2 separate regions of the Homo sapiens genome follow, and region 1 is linked to region 2. A link is an interaction called in ENCODE POLR2A ChIA-PET data of the cell type or tissue named here. Cell type or tissue: endothelial cell of umbilical vein. All regions are shown on one strand. Each heading gives the region's core, and the rest is flanking DNA. Links, peaks and the distances in the headings are about the cores only.

The links. ChIA-PET counts read pairs that join two places held together with the same protein. Peaks named below come from ENCODE experiments on the same cell type or tissue, not always from the same donor. Only the 100,000 strongest peaks of a DNase experiment are listed, where the experiment ranks them.
Region 1: POLR2A ChIA-PET joins it to region 2 with 5 read pairs; 2 of 35 experiments call an interaction of 5 or more read pairs at or near these places.

The regions. Positions count from the first base shown.
Region 1 is chr9:13,945,879-13,951,266 of GRCh38, forward strand. The region is part of intron 4 of LOC101929507 (a long non-coding RNA gene); the gene reads right to left. Among named protein-coding and RNA genes, the nearest start is that of LINC00583, 21 kb to the left of the region's middle. In endothelial cell of umbilical vein, for the core only: no CTCF peak of the experiment used is centred there; a DNase peak (open chromatin) is centred at 2,343; H3K27ac peaks cover 349 bases.
Region 2 is chr9:14,034,437-14,039,824 of GRCh38, forward strand. No RefSeq gene overlaps it. Among named protein-coding and RNA genes, the nearest start is that of LINC00583, 110 kb to the left of the region's middle. In endothelial cell of umbilical vein, for the core only: no CTCF peak of the experiment used is centred there; no DNase peak of the experiment used is centred there.

The DNA of each region.
Region 1 (5,388 bases), core at 272-5,271, 88 kb before region 2:
TATATATATATATGCTGTTTTAATTCTGTCTGATATCTTTTTTGTTCTGCTCAGAATTTAATTCATTTATAACTAATCAGAACTGATCAGTTTTGCTAAAAGTTTAGTCGTGACTCTCTTAGAAATGAACACATATTAAGATTTTATTTAACACCCAAGCAAACCAGACAGATGTCCTAATCAGTTCAAAAGAGAATCTGAAGAACAGATACATTTGATCAGGAATAGACATTAATGTACAAATGGGAGCAAACTGGTTTCTTGAGGGGAAGCTGGAGGTAGGTCAATTGACCAGGTCAGGGCAGAATTTGTGTTTATAGACAAGAAATATTTAGCATTGCTATCAGTTACCAACAACTTACAGTTGTGAACTAACTCAAAGACAACTAGCGGCTAGAACTAGATAACTTACAAGGGTGTCCTGTATGGAGCCAAGCATAGTTTTTCATTAAAGCTCATATTTCCCTGAAGTTGTTTTTCGGTCATTCTGAATGCTTTCTGTTTTTTCAATTCTTTCCTATTTTATTTGTTTTCTATTTTATTCAAGTTATGTTTCTCCCTCTCTTCCATCTAGTTATTTATAGGAAATTAACCTCTCACTATGGTTGAACTGTTCGACTGTGCATTCTAATTTATTTTCCTCTAATTATTAACTTTAGATTACAACTTTTACTTCTTCCTACTAGTTTTTGTGATATAGTCCAGAACTTGAGGTCTAGTTTCTTGCCTTCAAATAATCACTGTCACTTTAAAATATGCATATTTTCAAGTACTAACATTTTATTGTTTCCTTAATTTATAATTATTAAGATTTATGTTTTACAGTGATAGCCCTCATCTTTCTATATTTCATTACTTCCCTGTTCTTGAGTGTGTGTGTGTGGGTATACTCATTTCTTAGTCAGAAAAGTTTTGCATATATTTCTAAAAGAAACATATGTGTAATTCATGTATTGGCAGTCATTGTATATCCAATAAAGTGTTTCTGGTACCTTTGTATGTCAACAAAACCTATATATATTATAGAAATCTTTGGTGATAGTCTTTTTTTTCCCATTTAAAACTCTGAGGAAATCACTTCATCGTCTTCTAGCTTCTCATTACAAAGGGAAAATCGAAATCTGAAACTGGATGTTTTTTATTCATTCACAGATGACCAGTCTTGTCTGCTTAGACGCATGTCAGATGGGTTTTTCCCCTTGAACTTTAAGACTTTCATCAGCATATATCTATTTGTTGTTAATTTCATTAATATTTTTTGGGATTTTTTGAGCTCATTCAGTTTACAAAACCAGACCTTATTCATTAGCCCAGCCAAATGTCATTTAATTTTTCTGACTATTGCTTTCTTTCTGTTTATGCTGATATCCCCTTCAGTAACAGTCACTCTCATGATGTCAGTAATATATCCTCCAAATGACTTACCTCAGCTTTGATTGTCTTTATTTTTTTGTCATTTACCTCTGCATTCTGAAATATTTTTTACCAAGCATATATTCAATACCCTTCATTTGACTTACTATGATGTTATTTCTACTCCTATTACATTTTTAAACTCTGTTCTTAAATGTTTACTTTAAAAACATTTTTTCCCTTGGAACTCATTTTAAATTTCTGCCTCTCTGCAACCAGTTCCAATTTCAAATCTGTTTATTGTATTATCATCTCATCTTACAGGTTTTATTTTATGGAACCCATGTTTTTCTAATATTCATAAGACCACAAAATGGTGTATAAACTGTATTTCTGTTTCTTTCTATAATTTTTTAAAATATGCTTCTGTCTGTGAATAGTATGATCCTGGTTGTGTATGTGCCTGTGTGTGCCTATATGTGTATCCAAAAATCTGAACCCTAAGACTAGAGGAAGAGGACAAAGTCAGCCAGCAAGATCATTTGTGTCACACAAGTCTAGAAACTCATAAGTTCATTAACACATGTACTTCTTAAAAAAAAAAAAAAAAGGAGAAAGAGAGAGAGTCCCAAGGGAAGACTAAAAACAAAAGAAATGGTTGAAAATCTTTTCAAGGATGTTCACCTCATATATCCAGCCAAAACCCACCTTACCCTAGAGGACTCTCCTCAGGTAGATTTACTCCCTGGAGAGACAAAACTAGTGCAATTCCAGAGTCAGGGTCCTTGGGCATAGTTGAGGGTGAAGCTGAGGTATCGTTCTGAAAATGGGGCTGAGGATCTAGGCTAGGAATGCATATTGAGCTATGAGACTCACGTTACCCATGCAAGAGACTGGAAGTTTCCTCTCTGAAAAATGGCTCCTTACAAAGACTCAGATCATGACACTCAGAGGCCACCAGCTGACAGGCCCTGCCCCTGCACACAGAAATTCTGATCTTCATTATAAATATGAACATACAGCCAAGGCTCACCACACATTTGAGAGAAGTCTCTAACAGGAAAGACTGGCCAAAATAAACAAATAAGACACGCTTGCAGGAAATAAAGACAATACAGTGAGCAAAGAAAGGTTTAAAAATTTTTTTAATATAGTATTAATAGTCTCATAGTAACCAGAAAAGATTTTTTGCGTCATGAGATAATAACACATTGCTATTTTTTAAAAGACTTTTCACAGAACAATTAAATAAAAATGCTATAAAGAAGGGATGATAACTGAGGAAATCTTCAGAAAGTAAAGCAAACCCACAAGAAAGGATAAAAAATAGGAGAGGAGGGAAAAAGTTAATAAAATCTGAGGAAGCGTCCGGGAGACCTAACATCTAAATAAGAATTTTAGAAGGAAGAAAATCTAAAAGTTGAAAACTAAGAAATTATCAAAGTAATAATACATAAAATTTGCCACATCTAAAATAAATGGCTTTCTGGATTATGAAGACCCAAGTGCACATCGTGATGAATAGACCCACAACAAAGAATATCTTTGTGAAATTTCACAATACTATGGGTAAAGAGAAGAGCCCAAATGCCTCCAAGGAGAAATAGCAGATCCCCAAAGAAGGATGAAGAATGAGAAGAGCATTTGACATAGCAACATTGGAAGCTAAATGATAAAGGAGCAAGGCCTACACTCTGTCAGCAATGATTTTCAAGCCAGAACCCTGACTCCAGCCAAATTTTAAACCAAATGTCAAAGTAGAATAAGGATAGTTTCAAGCAGTCCAAGTATCAAAAAATTGTTCTGTCATGTTCCTTTTTGAAGAAAGCCACATAGAAACATACTCCATTACAACAAAGGAGTAAATCACAAATGAGAAAGATGTGGAAATCAGGAAACTGGAGGTTCCACACAGTTAAAGACTAAGGGAATTCTAGAAAGAAAAAAAAAAGTGGTAAAAGAAGACCCCAGGATGACAACTGTGCAGAAAGCCCAGAGGAAACTCAGTCCAGATGTGGGGCATGGAGGGCTCCAGGAGCTACACGCCAGCACCGCTTGGTTGTAATGAGGAGATTTGCATTTCATTTGGAGAGTTTAGCAATAGTACACAGAAACTAAGCAAACCCACAGAAAGGAGGCAAGTCTTAGCTCTAGCCAAAACAAAAAGTTGTACAAGAAAGGTTATGATACAATGTAGCTCAACTGTGAGCATTCTTTATATGATCGTAATTATATAAATACTGACGACTGATAAGATTAAGTATTGATATGATTATACTGAGGGAGGTGGGGTGTATTAATTAGTTCAGGCCACTTTAACAAATTACCATAGACTGGTTGGCTTAAACAACACACATTTATTTATCATAGTTCTGAAGGCTGGGAAGTCCAAGATCAAGGTGCCAGCAGATTTGGTGTCTGGTGAGGGCCCTCTTCCTGGTTTGTAGGCAGCCAGGTTCTTGCATCCTCACATGGGAAAGAGCAGAGAGAGCTCTCATGTCTCTCCTTATAAGGCCACTGCTCCCATTCGTGAGGGCACCACCCTCACGACCTAATTATCTCCCAAAGCCTTCACCTTCTAACTTCATCACATTGGGAGTTAAGGTTGCAACATACAAATTTTAGGAGGATGCAAACATTCAGTCCATAACACAAGGGAAGGAACCTAATTCCTATAATAGGAAATAATATCTAAACTAAAAAATTAGCAGTAGAATGTGTTAGTTAAATATGGAGACAGCAATAAGAGTTATGTGATTGCCTTAGAAGGATGAGGATGGGGATAAGGAAAAGTAGACAAGCATTATAAGTTGTTCAGTTGCTTTTTAAAACTAGAACTAAATATATTACTTTGATTAAAATAAAACTTTAAATTTAAATTTATAATAAAGGAACACAATCAAAATATATTTTCCTTCAGATTATTCAAACTATATGCTCATTTCTTTATGATTCAGAATTATTCACAAGATCTTTTTTCCCCCTAGTTTCTCATACTGAAATAGTAAAAAGTTTATTCAGGGCTGGTATTTCCCTCAGAAACAGGGTGGGAGAGTCTTCTCGGCTTGCAGTTAGAGGATATCTTCCAGATTTCAAGTGATGGGCTTTGGGCAATATCAATGACCCAGTAGCTTGAAGGACATAGGAACAGAGATGGGGGTCTGGAAATCCTGGAAGGTGGGGAGTAGGAGGTTTTAACATCAAGGATTTCTTCTTCATTTCTAGGAAAGCTCCTATTTCAGGGTTAAACCAATTGTGGGGCAGCTTCCTTCCAGGAGTGGAAATGATCTCCGTGATTGTTCGAGAAAAGGTTTCTTTACTGTCTTTGTTGGCCCTGTGCTTCCAATGCCCTGAAGCCTCTAGGCCCATTCCTCAAGAGCAACTCCACGCCTCATCAATAAATGAGCCCTCTTAGGAAGCTGCCTCTCTGTAACTACTGCCACTGCAAAAGCTGGCTTTTTGGTATTACTGCCCACATTCATGGATTTGTGGGTCAGATTTCTCTAGGCAGCTCCCTGCTGCATCAATTAAGACATCTCAGCCTCAGGAAATGACTTGTCCAGAGCCACTGCCACAGCGCCTCTGGAGGCTTCAGCTCAGTTCCTCCAACCACCCAGAACTCTGACCTCAATTCTGCTCACAGTCAGTGGGAAAGAGGATCCAAATTCTGCTTTCTCTGTCATCCTAAACTCTTGTCTACAGTATGGGTCTCTCTGAGTCCTAAAGTTGTCCATAAGCCCCAAGATTTCTTCCACTTGCTTGTCACAAAATCACAAAACGTCCTTATAGCATGCCACCGGGGGGTCCTTGCTTTTGACCACCATTGAATCCAGTAGGAATTCCTCAGGTTTTCTGACATTTGAATAGCTCTATTTCCCAGCTGTCAGTGCTAGTGAACAGGTTTTTTCATGAATTTTTAAATTTTCTAGATCTTTTCCACGGAGGAATAGCTAAATATTGTCAGCCTAAATCAGCATACAGCAAGTATCAGTTAAAATTAGGTTCACTCGCCAAGGTCGCGCCTTTGCGCTCCAG
Region 2 (5,388 bases), core at 80-5,079:
GGGGAGGTGGAGGTGGGAGGATCACTTGAGCCCAGGAAATAGAGGCTACAGTGAGCTGTGAATACGCCACTGCACTCCAGCCTAGGTGACAAAGCAAGACCCTGTCTCAAAAGAAAAAGAAAGAAAGAAAAAAAATGAAAGAAAAATGGAAAAAAAACCTTTAAAGAAAACTGATAAGGAAAATATAAGAAAAGAAAGGAAAGGGAATCAACAGGTATAAACTGCCCTCAACCTCTAGTAAGTGAGGATCCTTATTATTACTTTACACATAAGGAAAATGGGACACAAAGCAGTTAACATACTTGCAGGGGCAGGTGCGTTAGCTCATTCCTGTAATCCCAGCACTTTGGAAGGCTGAGGCAGGAAGATGACTTGAGCCCAAGAGTTCAAGACCAGCCTGAGCAACATAGTGAGACCATGTGTCTACGAAAAATTTAAAAAGTTAGCCAGGCACACTGGTGCAAACATATAGTCCCAGCTACTTGGAAGGCTGAGGGAGGGAAGATTACTTGAGCCTGGGAGTTTGATGTTGTCGTGAACTATGATCCTGCCATCGTACTTCAGCCTGGGCAACAGAGAGAGATACTGTCTCAAAACAAACAAACAAACAACAAAACGAACAACAACAAGAACAAACACACCACTTGCAGAAGGTGTGTATCCATTAAGTAACGGATGGAAAGAGGAAAGAAAGAAAGAGGAGTGGGATTCTGAAGAGTGAAAATGTATGAGGATGAGGGGAAAATGAATGTATAAAGAGAGGAAAGAGGAAGAAAGGCAAGCAAAATAATCCAATACTGTAATTCAAAAGGAAAGATTGCAACACTGACATTTCCCAGTCATTCAGCTATGAAGGCCCTGTTGCCCTGGGACCATACCGGGCTGGCCCTTCTCTGAGTATAGGGATCTTTCTTAAACACAAGCCCAGAAGGTCATCCACTGTGTGAACAGGTTGTATTCTTACTCTGTGGAATTTCAGGAACTGCTTCAGAGAAAGAATTTTCCTTCAAGTCCTGACCAATCCTTAGGTAGAATACTGTGGAGGTATAAAATGCCAGGACATACACAAGGCCAAAGAACCTGTACTTCTTCTTCCGTCCCAGATCTCAACCTAGACTCAGGTGGTCAGGCCGATGTCTCCCCGTTCATCCAACTGTGACAAAAGGTCTTTCTAACCGCCTCACCCCCACCCAAACAAAAAACATACCACTGGGTGAGCACTGCAACCTGGTTCTCTGGAAATTACAGACCAACTGTAATGTGTTTTGTCAGCATCCTTGCTTTGGGTTTTTTGGTGTGTGTCTGTCTATCTTTAATGTTAATGTGAGTTTAAGAAACCTCCTACCTTTTCCTCTTTTCTGAGCACAGAAACTCCTGTTGACACATAGGGGTCAGGGCTATAGAGAAAATCTGGCCAGCTAGCTAAGAGTGATAAATCCAGACTAGGGGTGAACAGCCCACAAATTTCTCATATTCTTCTTTTTGGTTATCAGCCATCATTTTTCAATAGGTTCACATAACCTCCCAGCTCTAACACACAGAGCTCCAAAACTCCAGCTCTTGGCTATGGGAATGTTATTAAAACAACAGAAACAAGTTGTAACCAAGTACCAAGTTATATCAAGCATTGTGGAAGCTAATAATAATATTGACTATAACTATGATAACAAATAGTATATACCATTCCTTGTTCACAGGTGACTTTCACATATATTGTTTCATTTCATCATCATTAGTAGTCCTGACAAGTAGATGAGGCAAGTATTTTTCACTGTTGCCTGGATAAACAACCTGAGGTCCAGGCAGATTAAGAAATGACTAGTGAGGGGAGGACATAGAATTGAAACTTCTAGTCCTGACCTTGGTCCTCTTTTCACCATATCATAGCTTTTAGTATATTCAGCTCTCTCTTGAAATAAAATTTGCCTATCTGCAACTCTCACTTGGTGGTATTATTTCTGATCTCTAGATTTAAACAGAAAAAAAAAGTTCCTATTGGTTTGTTTGTGTGTTGCATTTCAAACAGAACTTGAACTGGCTAATACCTTATGTAATGGCATCTCTTCTTCAAGCTAAGCATAGTCATTTCTTTCAAGCAGGAAGGTCCAAAGAAGTGAAAAAACAGAGATGTGGAGGAAAGATTCCTAATACACTTTCCTTCCAGGAGGACTCAGCAGGAACACTCTCTGGCTTCCTGGGCAGCAAATCCAACCAGGAGGATCTTAATTAAGAGTCTTGCTTTAAGTGTATATAGATTTAAATTTTAAAAAAGAAAGATATGTGTGTGTGTGTATATATATGTATATATACACACATATATATATATATATTTAAGTACATTTGCTCATGTATGGTTGCTGAAATGAAAATACCATCATGGGCCATGCACAGTGGCTCACACCTGTAATCCCAGCACTTTGAGAGGCCAAGGTGGGCAGATCACTTGAGGTGAAGAGTTCGAGACCAGCCTGACCAACATGGTGAAACCCCGTCTCTACTAAAAATACAAAAAATAGCTGGGCATGGGGGCAGGCATGGTGGCAGACATGGTAGGCATGGTGGCATGGTGCCTGTAACCCCAGCTACTCAGGAGGCTAAGGCACGAGAATCACTTGAACCCAGGAGGTGGAGGATGCAGTGAGCCCATATCACGCCACTGCACTCCAGCCTGGGCAACAGAGTGAGACTCCATCTCAAAAAAAAAAAAAAAAAAAAAACAGAGAAAAGAAAAGAAAAAAAAATACCATCATGTACTAAAGGTGTTTCCCAACTTATTAAAGTGAACTGACCCTTTTAAACCATCCGAGGCTTGCTGATTACTTCCAAACTTCATCTGATCCCTACTCCTTTCCAACTTTAGAAGATGGTGAGCAAATTATTCTTACTGGTGGTAGTGGCGGATTTAAAAATTATTATTATTATTATTATTCTCATCATTGAATAAGTGGTGACCACATATATTTGACTAATTTTTAAGATTGCTTTTATAATTCTTGAAAGTCCCTGTCTCCCATGGATACATCATTTGCTACGCCATGCCAGTATTGTCTCCACAAACATATTTTCATTATAATCATTTCCGTTTCAATCCTGCTTGAGAATAGCATTTCCTCATAGTAAGGAACTACCTGGGTTTCCCCTCACATTAGAGAAAAGTAAACAGACAAGTTACAAGCATGTAGGCAAATGAATTATAGTCAGCCATAACTTCTTCATTATGCCACCATTTAGTGAACTCTTGAGGTTAAGTGCTGTGCTTATCCATAGGAAAGAGGTAATAGTGAAGCCACGAAGCCCTGGGTTCCAATTTCTCTCTGTCACTTACTAGATTTGATCTTGGTTAAATCACATGATTTCCCCAGAACTCAGTTTCCTCATCTGGGACACCAGCTTTGAAGAGGTATTGTGAAGACTGAGTAAAATATGAATATTTAAAAGCTGACACAGAGGAAACAATAAATATTAGCTTCTTGTCCCATTATTCATCTTAGCATCCTCACAAGATGAGCACCCAATTATTTATTTGTTAAATTGCTCTGAGTACAGGCATACGTTGGAGATTTTTCAGGTTTGGTTTCAGACCACTGTGACGAAGCAAATATCACAATACAGCAAGTCACACAAACGTTTCGGTTTCCCACTGCATAGAAAAGTTATGTTTACACTGTACTATATATTAAGTATGCAATGACATTAAGCCCAAAAAAGTAATGCACATAGCTTAACTTAAAAATACTTCATTGATAAATAATGCTAATGATCATATGAGCCTTCAGCAAGTTATAATCTTGCTGACGGTGGAGGGTCTTACCTCTATGTTGATGGCTGCTGACTGATCAGTGTGGTGGTTGCTGAAGGTTGGGATGGCTGCGTCAATTTCTTAAACTAAGACATCACTGAAGTTTGCTACATCAATTGACTCTTCTTTTCGTGAAAGATTCTCTGTAGCTGCTGTGTTTAAGAGTATTTTACCCACAATAGAACTTCTTTCAAAAGTGGAGTCAATCTTCTCAAACCCTGCCACTACTTTATCAACGAAGTTTATTTCTATCCTAAATTCTTTGCTATCATTTCAATAACGTTCACAGCACCTTCACAAGGAGATTTCATGTCAAGAAACCACTTTTTTGCTTATCCATAAGCAACCCCTCATCTGTTCAGATTTTATCATGAGATTATAGAAATTTAGTAACATCTTCAGGCTTCACTTATAATTCTAGTTATCTTGCTCTTTCCACCACATCTGCAGTTACTTCCTCTACTAAATTTGTGAGCCCCTCAAAGTCATCCATGAAGACTGACATAAACTTCTTCCAAACTCCTGTTAGTGTTGATATTTGGCCTCTTCCCATGAATCACCATTGTTCTTAATAGTATCCAGAATGGTGAAGTCTCTCCAGAAGGTTATCCATTTAGTTTGCCCAGATCCATCACAGAACAACTATCCAGGGCAGCTGTAGCCTTAAAAATCATATTTCTTAAATTATAAGGCTTGAAAGTTGAAATTATTCCTTGATTCATGGGCTGCAGAACGAATGTTGTGTTAGCAGGCGTGAAACCATTCATCTCTTTGTACATCTCCATCAGAGTTCTTGGCTGAACCCGGTGCATTGTCAAATAAGCAGTAATATTTTAAAAGGAATATTTTCTTTAGGCAGTAGATCTCAACAGTGGGCTTAAACTATGCAGTAAACCACACTGTAAACATACGCTGTCATCTAAGCTTTGTTGTTCCACTTATAGAGCACAGGCAGAGTAGATTTAGCATAATAATTAAGGGCCTTATGATTTTTAGAATAGTAAATGAGCATTGGCTTCAATTTAATGTCACCAGTTGCACTGAGCCCCTAAAAAGAAAGTTAGCCTGTCCCTTGAAGGTAAGCATTGACTTCTCCTCTCTAGTTATGAAAGTCTTAGATGGCATCATCCTGCAAGAGAAGGCTGCTTCATCTACATTGAAAATCTGTTGTTTAGTGTAGACACCTTTATTGGTGATCTCAGCTGGATCTTCTAGATAACTTGCTGCAGTTTCTACATCAACACTTGCTGTTTCACTTTGTACTTTCATATTATGGGGATGGTATCTTTCCTTAAACCTCCTGCACCAATTTCTGTTAGCTTCAAACTTTTCTTCTGCAGCTTCCTTACCTCTCTTGGCCTTCATAGAATTGAGGAGAGTTAGGGCCTTACTCCGGATTAGGCTTTGGTTTAAGGGAGTGCTGTGGCTGGTTTGATCTTCTATCCAGGCCACTACAACTCTCCCCATAACAGCAATAAGGCTGTTTTGCTTTCTTATCATCCATGTGTTCACTAGAGTAGCATTTTTAATTTCCTTCAAGAATTTTTCCTTGGCATTCACCGTTTGGCTAACTTTTTGACACAAAAACC